Linked DNA regions of Homo sapiens: region 1 is linked to region 2. The links are chromatin contacts, found by Hi-C or POLR2A ChIA-PET in ENCODE. All regions are on one chromosome and are shown on one strand. The core of a region is the stretch at or near the end of the contact, and the rest is flanking DNA. Distances in the headings are between cores, read along the strand shown.

Region 1 (5,540 bases), core at 2,683-5,182, 390 kb after region 2:
GTTACCAAGATCATCAAATTAACATTGTTACAGTATTGTTAGTACCACAGACCTTATTCATGTTGTCCCACTAATTTCCTTTGTAGCTGCTATGGTCTCAATGTTCGTATTCTCCCAAAATTCTTGTTGAAACCTAATCACTAATGCAATGGTATTAAGAGGTGGGGCCTTTGGGAGATGATTAGGTCATGGGGGCAGAGACCTTGTAAATGGGATTAGTTCCCTTAAAAAAGAAGATTGAGGGAGCTTGTTCTCCTGTCCGCCTTGTAAGAACACATAGCAGGTGCCATCTATGAAGAGTAGGCCCTCACCAGACACTGATCTTGGACCTCCCACCCTCCAGAACTGTGAGAAATAAATTTCTGTTTATAAATTGTCCAAGCCTGGTGTGGTGGCTCACACCTGTAGTCTCAGCAATTTGGGAAGCTGAGGTGGGAGGATTGCTTGAAGCCAGGAGTTCAAGACCAGCCTAGGTGACATAATGTGACCCCGTCTCTAAAGACAAATTAAAAATTTAGCTGGGCATGGTGGCCTTTGCCCGTAGTCCTAGCTACTGGGGTTGGGGGTGGTGGTAGTGCAGAGGTGGGAGGATTGCTTGTGCCCAGGAATTCAAGGATGCAGTGAGCTATGATCGTGCCACTGCACTCCAGCCTAGGCAACTGAGCAGTACCCTGGCTCTTAAAAAAAAAAAGTTACCTAGTCTAAGGTATTTTGTTATAGCAGCTCAAACTGACTAAGACAACAGCAGAAGAAAAAAAAATACTGTTACTTTCTGATCTCATATCCAATCCAGGATCACACATTAAATTATCATGTCTCTCTAGTCTTCAGCCTGAGGCAATTCTTAAGTACCTGTCCATTGAGATCTAGATGTTTTTGAAGAGTACGGAACAGTTATTTTGTAGGATTTTCCTTATGTTTGCTTTGTCTCCTGTTTTCTTGTGATAGATTCAGGCTGTGCACGTTTGGCGGGAATACCACAAAAGGGAGGTTGCGTGTCCTCCTTACTGCATCATATCAGAAGGCACATTCCATCTGTTTGTTCCATTACTGGTGATTTTCACTGTGATCACTTAAGGTGGTGCCTGCCAGGTTTCCTTAGTATTTTCTGCTTTGAAATGAATAAATATCTTATGGGGAAGTATTTTAAGACTATATACAAATTCTCTTAATCATTAAGCTTTCACCAACTAGTTTTAACATTCATTGGTCATTTTTGTCTGAAATAGCTAATACCACGGATAGTTGCCAAATGGTGAATTTTAACTCATGGGTAGCATGTTTTGACAGCTTGTTATTCAGCCATTTGGGGTTTGTCTTAGTTCTTTTCAGCTGAGATGTACAGCAGCTTTGTAGAAAAGGGCAGCTAGATCTCAGCATTGGTCCAAAGACATGGGTGCTTCACATTTTGTTATATCTGTTTGGACAGGACCTGGATGGGTCGAGTTCTCACCCATGCTGGACGGGGCACCCTGCCTCTGCCTGTCTGCTCTTCTCTAGCTCTAGCACCAGTCCACCCAGGCAGCTTTGTCTGGGTATTGGAAGTGTTTTTTTTTTTTTTTTTGTAATGTCTGACATAGATCATATTAACTAGAATAAACCAGGCAAGGCGGCATTTTTCAGAAGGGGCTATGGCATGGTAGTGTCATATATATGCAAAATTTTTTTTTTTTTTTTTGAGATGGAGTCTTGTTCTGTCACCCCTGTCGCCCAGGCTGGGGTGCAGTGGCGTGATCTCAGCTCACTGCAACCTCTGCCTCCCGGGTTGAAGCAATTCTCCTGCCCCAGCCTCCGGAGTAGCTGGGATTACAGGTGCATGCCACCACACCTGGCTATTTTTTTTTTGTATTTTTGGTAGAGACAGGGTTTCACCATGTTGGCCAGGCTAGTTTCGAACTCCTGACCTCTGATGATCTGCCCACCTTGGCCTCCCTAAGTGCTGGGATTACAGGCGTGAGCCACCGGACCTAGCCAGATTTATATCTAATGGGATCAAGAGAATATTTATTTTGTTGAATGGAAGATGAAGATATATGAACATGTTTACATGCTAAAGGGACAGAGTCAGTAGGAGAGATTAACGATCAAGACAGAGGGGACTGTTAAGGGAGTTTCCCTGAAAAGGTAGACCTAGGTAATGGGGTTAGCTCTTGGCAAGAGAACGGACACTCAGGAGGAAGTTGGAAGGAATGAAGGGAAGGGAACAGTACTGTTTTTCAGGTTATGAGTAGGCAAACATTTGAAGGAGTTGTTCCCTAATTGCCTCATTTTGCTTTGTGAAATAGGAGTGAGATTATGTCCTAAGAGTTAGCAGGTACACGTCTTGAGGACGTCGCTGAATAGGGAAAGTGTTGTGGGGAATAAGAGCATTGTCTGGGGTTCACCAAAGGATTTCTAGGCTTCTGGTGGTAGAGACCATGAATTCTTGGTGGCCTCAGTCTGCAAGGCTCTGTTATTTTTCTCCCGCAGTGGTTATCAGCTCAGGTGGAGAAGCATAGGAAATAATTGGGTTGGTTGGGGATGGGGCTTTGCCACATATTGTGGTGGGAAGGCCAGGGAGGTAGGAGAACAGAGAGTGGGACAAGAGGGTTGGACTTTGTTTGGAGACGTGGTTTATGACTCCATGGTGGTCTATACAGAACTGGGGAGGTGGGATTGGAGAGAGGGTAAAAGAGTGAATGTCTTGAGAAGGTCAGAGAATTATTGGAGGAGGAATTAGGTTCAAGATTGCTAGCAGCATAGGAATATTAGAGAGTAGAATATTGGAGTTTAGCATTTTCATCATGGGACAGTTCTGGCTGATGAGGGGCTGGAGTGGAGCAGGGTAAGGTGAAGATCACTGGGTTGTGAGAAAACTTGAAATTGGTGGATGGGTTATTTATGTGGACATTGACACCACCAGGTTGATGGGAGGACATTGGTGGAGGGGGGATGACAGTGTTCCAAGTGTTCAGGGAAGGAGGGAGAGTTGAGCAGGAATGAAGTATTGAGGCCAGATGGCATGAACACACTTAAAAGATGGCATTTTGGTTGCCAAGGGATCAGGGATGGTTTGGACCTGGAGGTTTGGTGGAACTGGCTGTCCACAGCCTCCAAAGATGTCTTGATGCTACGAAGAGTGGAATTTGCTCAGATTTCCAAAAAAAAGTTGGTCATTGGGCCTTTGCTTGTATTTCTTCTTCCTGTAGCTCCCTTGCCTACCTTCTCTACCTGGCTAACTCCTGCTGGCCCTTTAAGACTGAGCTCTGAGATCACCTCTTCCGGGAAATCTTTCTTGAACCCTCTGATCCGTCTATCTGTCCCTATGTTCCTTATGCTTATCTCTAACTTAGCAGGTATCATACCATATCATCGTCTGCTGTCCTTCCCTCCCCTAGACCATAACTTCCTTGATGAAAGCAGGGACTGTATCTTTGCATCCCTGGCACAGTACCTGGCATATATTTGGTTGAACTATATGAAATTGCCATTTAAGAAGTGAATTTGGTCTAGTTTGTAATTTCTCTCCTTAATAGGTGACTTTCTTTTGTCAGCTCATCTTGAATCTTTTTCTGAAGTTACAAGCCCCTTTCTTAGTTTGGCCTTAGCCAAGTTCCATGCAGGTTGTTTCTCTTTTAGTGACCAACTAATTTCTATGTGGGCCAGTCAGTCTTTCATCTTGCTTAGGCTTTTTTTTTTTCTTTTCACCCTCTATTACTCCTACTGCGTAGGCTTTTTGTTACATTAACTTCCCTTTTGCTTTTCTCTACCCTCAGCAGAGGGGGTCAAAAGAAACTTCTTTGTTCTTAGTCTTCCTTAGCTGCCCAAAATTTCCCAGTAGTTTGCCCATGCATTTCATTCCCCTATTGACTCTTACTGAGTGACCTATGTGCCAGGCAAAAATTCGGACTTGTTCATTCTAGTTTCTCTGCTTCTAGTGTGTCTCATGCTGGTGTTTGTTGGCTCAGATGTGTTAATGGGGCTGCCGCTGCTGTTGTGGTTGTTAGTCATTCTTTTGAACAGCGGCTTTAGCTTACCAATGCTCCAGATACAGTTTTTCAGAAACTCAATGATCTGTGTGCATTACACATTAAAAAGTGCATTGAACAACAGCATATCCAGATTAAAAACAAACAAATTAGATTTATCTGGTGTTTTTCCATTATGGGTTGGAGCAAACATGCTGTGTATAAATCAGATAAACCTTTTCTTTCACTGTTTCAGACTGAGAATTGTTTGTTCTTGCTTTTGTGGTCACCAAGAATGTAATATAACTATGCTCTTCACATCCTAAGGCCACCATAAGTCCTGGATCAGACCTGTTTTTTTGAAGTCACCTGAATTTTGACTTGAGGCTCCCCCAACCCTTACTCCCACTACCCCTTTGAACTGGATCACTTTGCTTTTAAGGGGCACTCCCTTGAAGCCAGTTCCCTGAAGTGACCTACTTTCTTGAGGTGCTTGAAGAGCTTCCCTTTCATTTGGGAGGCTTCCTCAGTGCCCCCATTCCCAGGCGTTTTTTCCTGGGAGTCCTGTCCTATTCATGAATTTCCTGTTTTTTCCAGGGGGGTGGGTAGGGGGTGTGGGGGCAGGCAGTACTATGTTATTATCGTAACTAGTGACATTTAAAGAAAGAAACCCAAAGCCCAGTTAACCAATTACACTTAAATTCTCTGGGCCCAGGCCTGCTGGATGCTCTCCATCTACCAGAAATGCTTCTTATCATCCCCCCTCTTTTTTAGACTGCTAATCCTTAACAGATTAATCTGAGTTTATATTTAGATGAAAGTTATTCATTAATAGAAAAACCTGAAACTGTAGTGAGGGCTGACAGTGTTGAAGTGGATAGAGGTACATAGGCCACCTTTAGACCAAAAAGTCTTTGTAAGGCACTGGAGTCTTTAAGTGTCTGCTTTGGCACAAGGACATCAGGTTATCCTTAGGAAGCCAGGAACACCTTGAGACTCGGGCCAGAACAATGTGGCCCACCTTTGAGCTTCAGGTTTGGTCCCAGTGAGTCTCACGCCTTTTTGATGCTGACCATATATATGGGGCAAAACACTCTGTAATCTGCTTTACCCCACTACACCCATCCCATCCATCCCTAGTTGCAAAAATTTCAACTTGTATGAATATGCACAGATTCAATAGTGGAAACTCAGCACTGTTGAGTGCCAGGCTTCAAATATGGAATTAGTGACCTCTGAACCCGTGTTTGTCAAACTGCCTGCTAATGGGTCATGACATCAGTTTAGCAGATTATGCCTAGCACTATTGTTCCAGTTAAATTGCTGTGAAACAAACCACCCCAAACTTAGTGACATTAAACAGTAACCGTTTATTATGCTCATGGATTCTGTGGCTCAGGAATTGGACAGGGTACAATGGGAGGTGGCTTGTCTTTGTTCCATGATGGCTGGGGGTTGGGATCATTTGGAGGCTCTTTTACTCCACATCTGATGTCTGGGCTGGGGTGCCTTGAAGGCTAGTGGAATCAGCTGGGACCAATGACCAGAACACCTACATGTAGACTCTCCATGTGGTCTGGGCTTCTCACAGTG
Region 2 (5,481 bases), core at 2,110-4,609:
GCCTGGGCAACATAGTTAGACCTCGTCTCTATTAAAAACAAAACAAAGGCCGGGCGCGGTGGCTCGCGCCTGTAATCCCAGCACTTTGGGAGGCCAAGGCAGGTGGATCATGAGGTCAGGAGCTCAAGACCAGCCTGGCCAAAATGGTGAAACGCCGTCGCTACTAAAAATACAAAAAAAAAAAAAAAAATCAGCCGGGAGTGGTGGTGGGTGCCTTGTAATCCCAGCTACTCGGGAGGCTGAGGCAGAGAACTGCTCGCACCCGGGAGGCGGAAGTTGCAGTGAGCCGAGATCGCGCCACTGCACTCCAGCCTGGGCGACAGAGCGAGACTCCGCTTCAAAATAAATAAATAAATAAAAAATAAAAAACAAAACAAAACAAAAAATTTTTGTAAAGACCCCTCTCGCTCATACCACCAGGGCCGCGCAGGGCGAGAGATCTCCACCTCCCCTGGGAGGCAAGACCCACACCCTCCCAGGTGCGCGAGTTGTGGCTGCGGTTCGCGACCCCGCCCCACTTACCCAGCTGGTAGAAAAGTCATCAATGATTCGTCTGAAACGAATAGGCGCCTGAGATATTCTCCCATTTTATGGGCTAACGCTGCTGTCTGTCTTCGGGCGGCGGCCTCTGGGAAATGTAGTTCCGGAGAACACGGAGTCCTTCTGGGGCTAGGTTTTCCGCTTCCGGTGCTCAGTGGCTAGCCGAATAGCCGTGTTTGGGACCTGGGCTCGGGCTTCTTGCGTCCCCGCTAAGAACATGTCACGGGGCCGAATCGTCCGTATTCTCTCAGCTTCAAGCTCCTCTACTTTTCAACCAGGTCACTAGCCCTTGACTCCTCTTATCAAACTTCCGGAACTGCCACCCCACCAGTGACTCCACAGGCACCAGGGCATGCAACAGGGCTGGGACAGGAAGGCTCTCTTCTTCACCTCAAGCCTGCTGGGCTAACACTTGCGATTTTTACTAGAGTTAACTTTGTAATGTATGTCTCTGACTCTAGAATTTCAAGAGAAGTTCCACTTAGTGACTCCTAAGTGGAAGTTCTAAGATGGCTTCCCAGTGAGGTGATGAAGAGGTTTGAGCTTTAGAGTGCGGTTGCAAAGCTCTTCTCTGACCTGAACAATGGCTGTAGCTGTGGACCAACAAATCCAGACTCCTTCAGTACAAGATCTCCAAATAGTTAAACTGGAAGAAGATTCCCACTGGGAGCAGGAAATTTCCCTTCAAGGGAATTACCCTGGACCAGAGACATCCTGCCAGAGCTTTTGGCATTTCCGTTACCAAGAAGCATCACGACCCCGAGAGGCCCTCCTCCAGCTCCAGAAGCTCTGTTGTCAGTGGCTAAGGCCAGAGAAGTGTACAAAAGAGCAGATCCTGGAGTTGCTGGTCCTAGAACAGTTCCCGACTGTCCTTCTCCAGGAGATCCAGATCTGGGTCAGACAGCAGCATCCGGAGAGTGGAGAGGAGGCAGTGGCCCTGGTGGAAGACTTGCAGAAAGAACCTGGAAGACAGAGGCTGGAGGTGAGCTATAAAAACATAGTTCCGAACAGTTAAAATAGAGGTATGTGAGAGACAGAGCTGCCTTGGGTTACTAGCAGTGTGGGCATACTTCACTATTGATGTTAAACTGGAATTTGCTTATTTCGTGGTCATGGTATCTGCAACTTTCCTTCCAAGTTCAGGCTGACTCTTCAGAGAATGCACAACATTGGCTGCTCTGAGTGTCCGTCCCTGCCATTAAATAAGAAAATTGCTTAAAATGGTATGAGCCTCACTGTGATCAGGGAGGAGCACATGTGACAGGGATGTCTTTTTGGAGAACAGCTCTCACTCTGTAGCAGCCAGCCAGAGGCAAGCGGCTTCGGTGGTCTTTGTCGACATTATTGAGCCTATTGCAAAACACCTGAATTATCCTATGTCTTTTTGCCTAGGGTTTGGCAAGGCAGGTAGGAGCAGTCCCCAGAGAGCTGGGTGGCCAGGATGCAGTGGTCCATGGCCTTATCTCCATAAAGCCTTCCACATGTCTGCCGTCTTTACTGCTGTTGCAGGCTTTTGCATAAGACTGGCTTTTTCCTCTGCTTTTTTTTTTTTTTTTTTTTTTTTGGAAAGGGAGTCTCGCTCTGTCACCCAGGCTGGAGTGCAGTGGTGCCATCTCGGGTCATTGCAACCTCCGCCAACCGGGTTCAAGCGAGTCTCCTGCCTCAGCCTCCCTAGTAGCTGGGACTACAGGCGCCCACCACCACGCCCGGCTAATTTTTGTATTTTTAGTAGAGACTGGGTTTCACCATATTGGCCAGGCTGGCCTCGAACTCCTGACCTTGTGATCCACCCACCTCGGCCTCCCAAAGTGTTGGGATTACAGGCGTGAGCCACTGCACCCAACCTTTCCTCTGCTTTTTTATGTTTGGGATGTTTAAGTTTTAGTCCCTACAGAATTTTGACCACTTCCAGTCCTTGAAGAGGGACAGGATGTGCTCTCAAAGAAGGAGCCCTCAGGATCAGTACTGAGTTCTCTAAACATCCATCCGAAGCAAGCACAGACAGAATCTGTCTGTTCCAGGCAATGGTGAAGTTCACAGCAGAACCAGAGGAACAGTTGAAGCACAGCCCCAAAATAGAACGAACTCTAGCCCGTCCGCAAGAGTGATAAGAAATCGCAGTGTGGGCCCACGCGCGCCGCACGGCCGGGTCGCCGCCGTACCGTGGTGTACGTGCAGAATGCGCAGAGCGAGCGGCACCCGCTTACCCTGCGCTCCTCCGCAGCCTGGGCCGGGCCGCCCGGGACGCTGAGGCGGTGGCGGCAGCCGAGGGGGCCGGTCTTGCGCTCCGCAGGCTCGCGCGCCCGAGCCCGGGTTGCCGTTCGCCGCACAGGCCGCGTTCTCTCAGCCCACGGCGGCGATTAGGCGCTGAGGCGGCCGCCTGCGCTGCGCCGGAGCCTAGGACTCGGAAGCGACCCGGCCGAGGGCCCTGGGTGCCAGCCTCCTTGAGTCAAGGGTAGCGGGTGCATGGCGCAGTGACGGCCCCTATCTCTCTCTCCGCTCCCCAGCCTCGGGCGAGGCCGTCCGGCCGCACCCCTCCTGCTCAGCTGCGGTCGCCATGGCCAATGACAGCTGCGGGCCCGGCGAGCCGAGCTCGAGCGAGCGAGACCGGCAGTACTGCGAGCTGTGCGGGAAGATGGAGAACCTGCTGCGCTGCAGCCGCAGCTCCTTCTGCTGCAAGGAGCGCCAGCGCCAGGACTGGAAGAAGCACAAGCTCGTGTGCCAGGGCAGCGAGGGCGCCCTCGGCCACGGAGGGGGCCCTCACCAGGACTCCGGCCCCGCGCCGCCCGCTGCAGCGCCGCCGTCCAGGGACCGGGCCCTGGAGGCCAGGAAGGCAGCGAGGCGCCGGGACAGCGCCTCCGGGGACGCAGCCAAGGCAAAGGCCAAGTCCGCGGCCGACCCCGCGGCGGCCGCGTCCCCGCCTCGCGCGTCCCCGGGCCGGACAAAAGCCATGGCTGCTTGTTATCCGGTCAATGGAACGGGTTATGTACGTCATGTTGATAATCCAAATGGAGACGGAAGACGTGTGAAATGTATTACATTACGTTAAAGAACGGGATGCCAAGGTAAGTGGAGGTATACTTCGAATTTTTCTAGAAGGTAAAGCCTAGTTTGCTGACATTGAACCCAAATTTGATAGACTGCTGTTTTTCTGGTCTGACCATCGCAACCCTCATGAAGTACAACCAGCATATGCTACAAAGTACGCAATAACTGTTTGGTATTTGATGCAGATGAGAGAGCACGAGCTAAAGTAAAATATCTAACAGGTGAAAAAGGTGTGAGGATTGAACTCAATAAACCTTCAGATTCAGTCAGTAAAGACGTCTTATAGAGCCTTTGATCCAGCAATACCCCACTTCACCTACAATAATTGTTGACGCTATTTGTTAATTTGTGAATACGAATAAATGGGATAAAGAAAAATAGACAACCAGTTCGCATTTTAGTAAGGAAACAAACAACTTTGTGTGTTGCATCAAACAGAAGATTCTGACTGCTGTGACTTTGTACCGCATGATCAACTTAGAATCTGTGATTGCTTACAGGAAGAAGATAAGCTACTAATAGAAAATGTTTTTACCTCTGGATATGAAATAAGTGCCCTGTGTAGAATTTTTTTCATTCTTATATTTTGCCAGATCTGTTACGTAGCTGAGTTAATTTCATCTCTACTTTTTTAATATATGTCAAGTTTGAATTGGAATAATTTTTCTATGATTAGGTACAATTTATCAAAACTGAATTGAGAAAAAATTACAGTATTTCTCAAAATAACGTCAATCTATTTTTGTAAACCTCTTCATACTATTAAATTTTGCCCTAAAAGACCTCTTAATAATGATTGTTGCCAGTGACTGATTAATTTTATTTTACTTAAAATAAGAAAAGGAGCACTTTAATTACAACTGAAAAATCAGATTGTTTTGCAGTCCTTCCTATCTTACACTAATTTGAACTCTTAAAGATTGCTGCTTTTTTTTGATATTGTCAATAATGAAACCCAATTGTAAAACAGTCACCATTTACTACCAGTAACTTTTAGTTAATGTCTTACAAGGAAAAAGACACAATAAGAAGAGTTTAATTTTTTTTTTTTTTTTGAGTCTTGCTCTGTTACCCAGGCTGGAGTGCAGTGGTGCATTCTCAGCTCACTGCAACCCCACTGTCTCCCAGGTTCAAGCAATCCTCCCGCCTCAGCCTCACAACTAGCTGGGACTACAGGCACATACCACCATGCCTGGCTAATTTTTGTATTTTTAGTAGAGACTGGGTTTCACCATGTTGCCTAGGCTGGGGTTTAAGTTAAATTTTTTTAAAAACTAAAGTGACTGGCACTAAGTGAACTTGAGATTATCCTCAGCTTCAAGTTCCTAAGATAAGGGCTTTCTTAAGCTTTCAGATACATGTATCCTCTAGATGTAGACAATAATGTCCCATTTCTAAGTCTTTTCCTTTGCTTCTCCTTAAGTTGATTGTACTTCCAAATTTGCTGTTATTTTTTTTCCTAATACTGTGATTTATTTGATCTACAGACAGGAACCTTGTCTCTGTTGAAGAGCATCAAGGGAAGATTACATACGCCTTGAAACCGAAGTGTGTTGTTACCGACTTAATGTGCAGTAACTCCTCAGATATCTGTTAAGGCACTTCCCAGATGTGATGCCAGTCTTCTTACCTGTACTGAAAGATGTTTAGCTTAGAAAAAAAAAAAAGTGCAAAATCAGATTTAAAAAAAAAAAAAGTAGCAGCAGTGTGGGGAGGAAGGAAGTACCCTTCTGTGGGGAGGGCATAGAAGTACTCTGTGAGTGCAGAAAGTGGGGTAGAAGGTACAGCTCCCTTCTACTTAGAAGATTGGTGTGTTGACCTCAGGCTGACCGCATGAATTTCTGGGATCCTAAATGGGCACCTCCAAAGTGAAGAAGGACCTCGGTTGGCATG

Evidence for each region. Hi-C counts contacts between places; a loop is a spot of excess contacts on that map. ChIA-PET counts read pairs that join two places held with the same protein, here RNA polymerase II (POLR2A). Pooled maps may share reads with other maps.
Region 1: a loop to region 2 is called in a pooled map, with 2.2 times the contacts of the local background. The contact joins two enhancer-like sites. A Hi-C loop is called at or near these places in 3 of 50 pooled maps. POLR2A ChIA-PET finds 5 or more read pairs at or near these places in 6 of 52 experiments (B cell, GM12878, H1 and 3 more).

The regions. Positions count from the first base shown.
Region 1 is chr15:85,020,880-85,026,419 of GRCh38, forward strand. The region is part of intron 1 of PDE8A (phosphodiesterase 8A); the gene reads left to right. Among named protein-coding and RNA genes, the nearest start is that of PDE8A, 42 kb to the left of the region's middle. Within about 2 kb of position 3,933, at least 5 of the 41 ENCODE cell types and tissues checked have a DNase peak (open chromatin) inside an H3K27ac peak, as active enhancers do.
Region 2 is chr15:84,630,777-84,636,257 of GRCh38, forward strand. It overlaps the pseudogene SCAND2P and the pseudogene EGLN1P1. Among named protein-coding and RNA genes, the nearest start is that of WDR73, 21 kb to the right of the region's middle. RefSeq lists an enhancer at 1,068-1,117 and silencers at 2,612-2,961, 3,432-3,511. Within about 2 kb of position 3,360, at least 6 of the 41 ENCODE cell types and tissues checked have a DNase peak (open chromatin) inside an H3K27ac peak, as active enhancers do.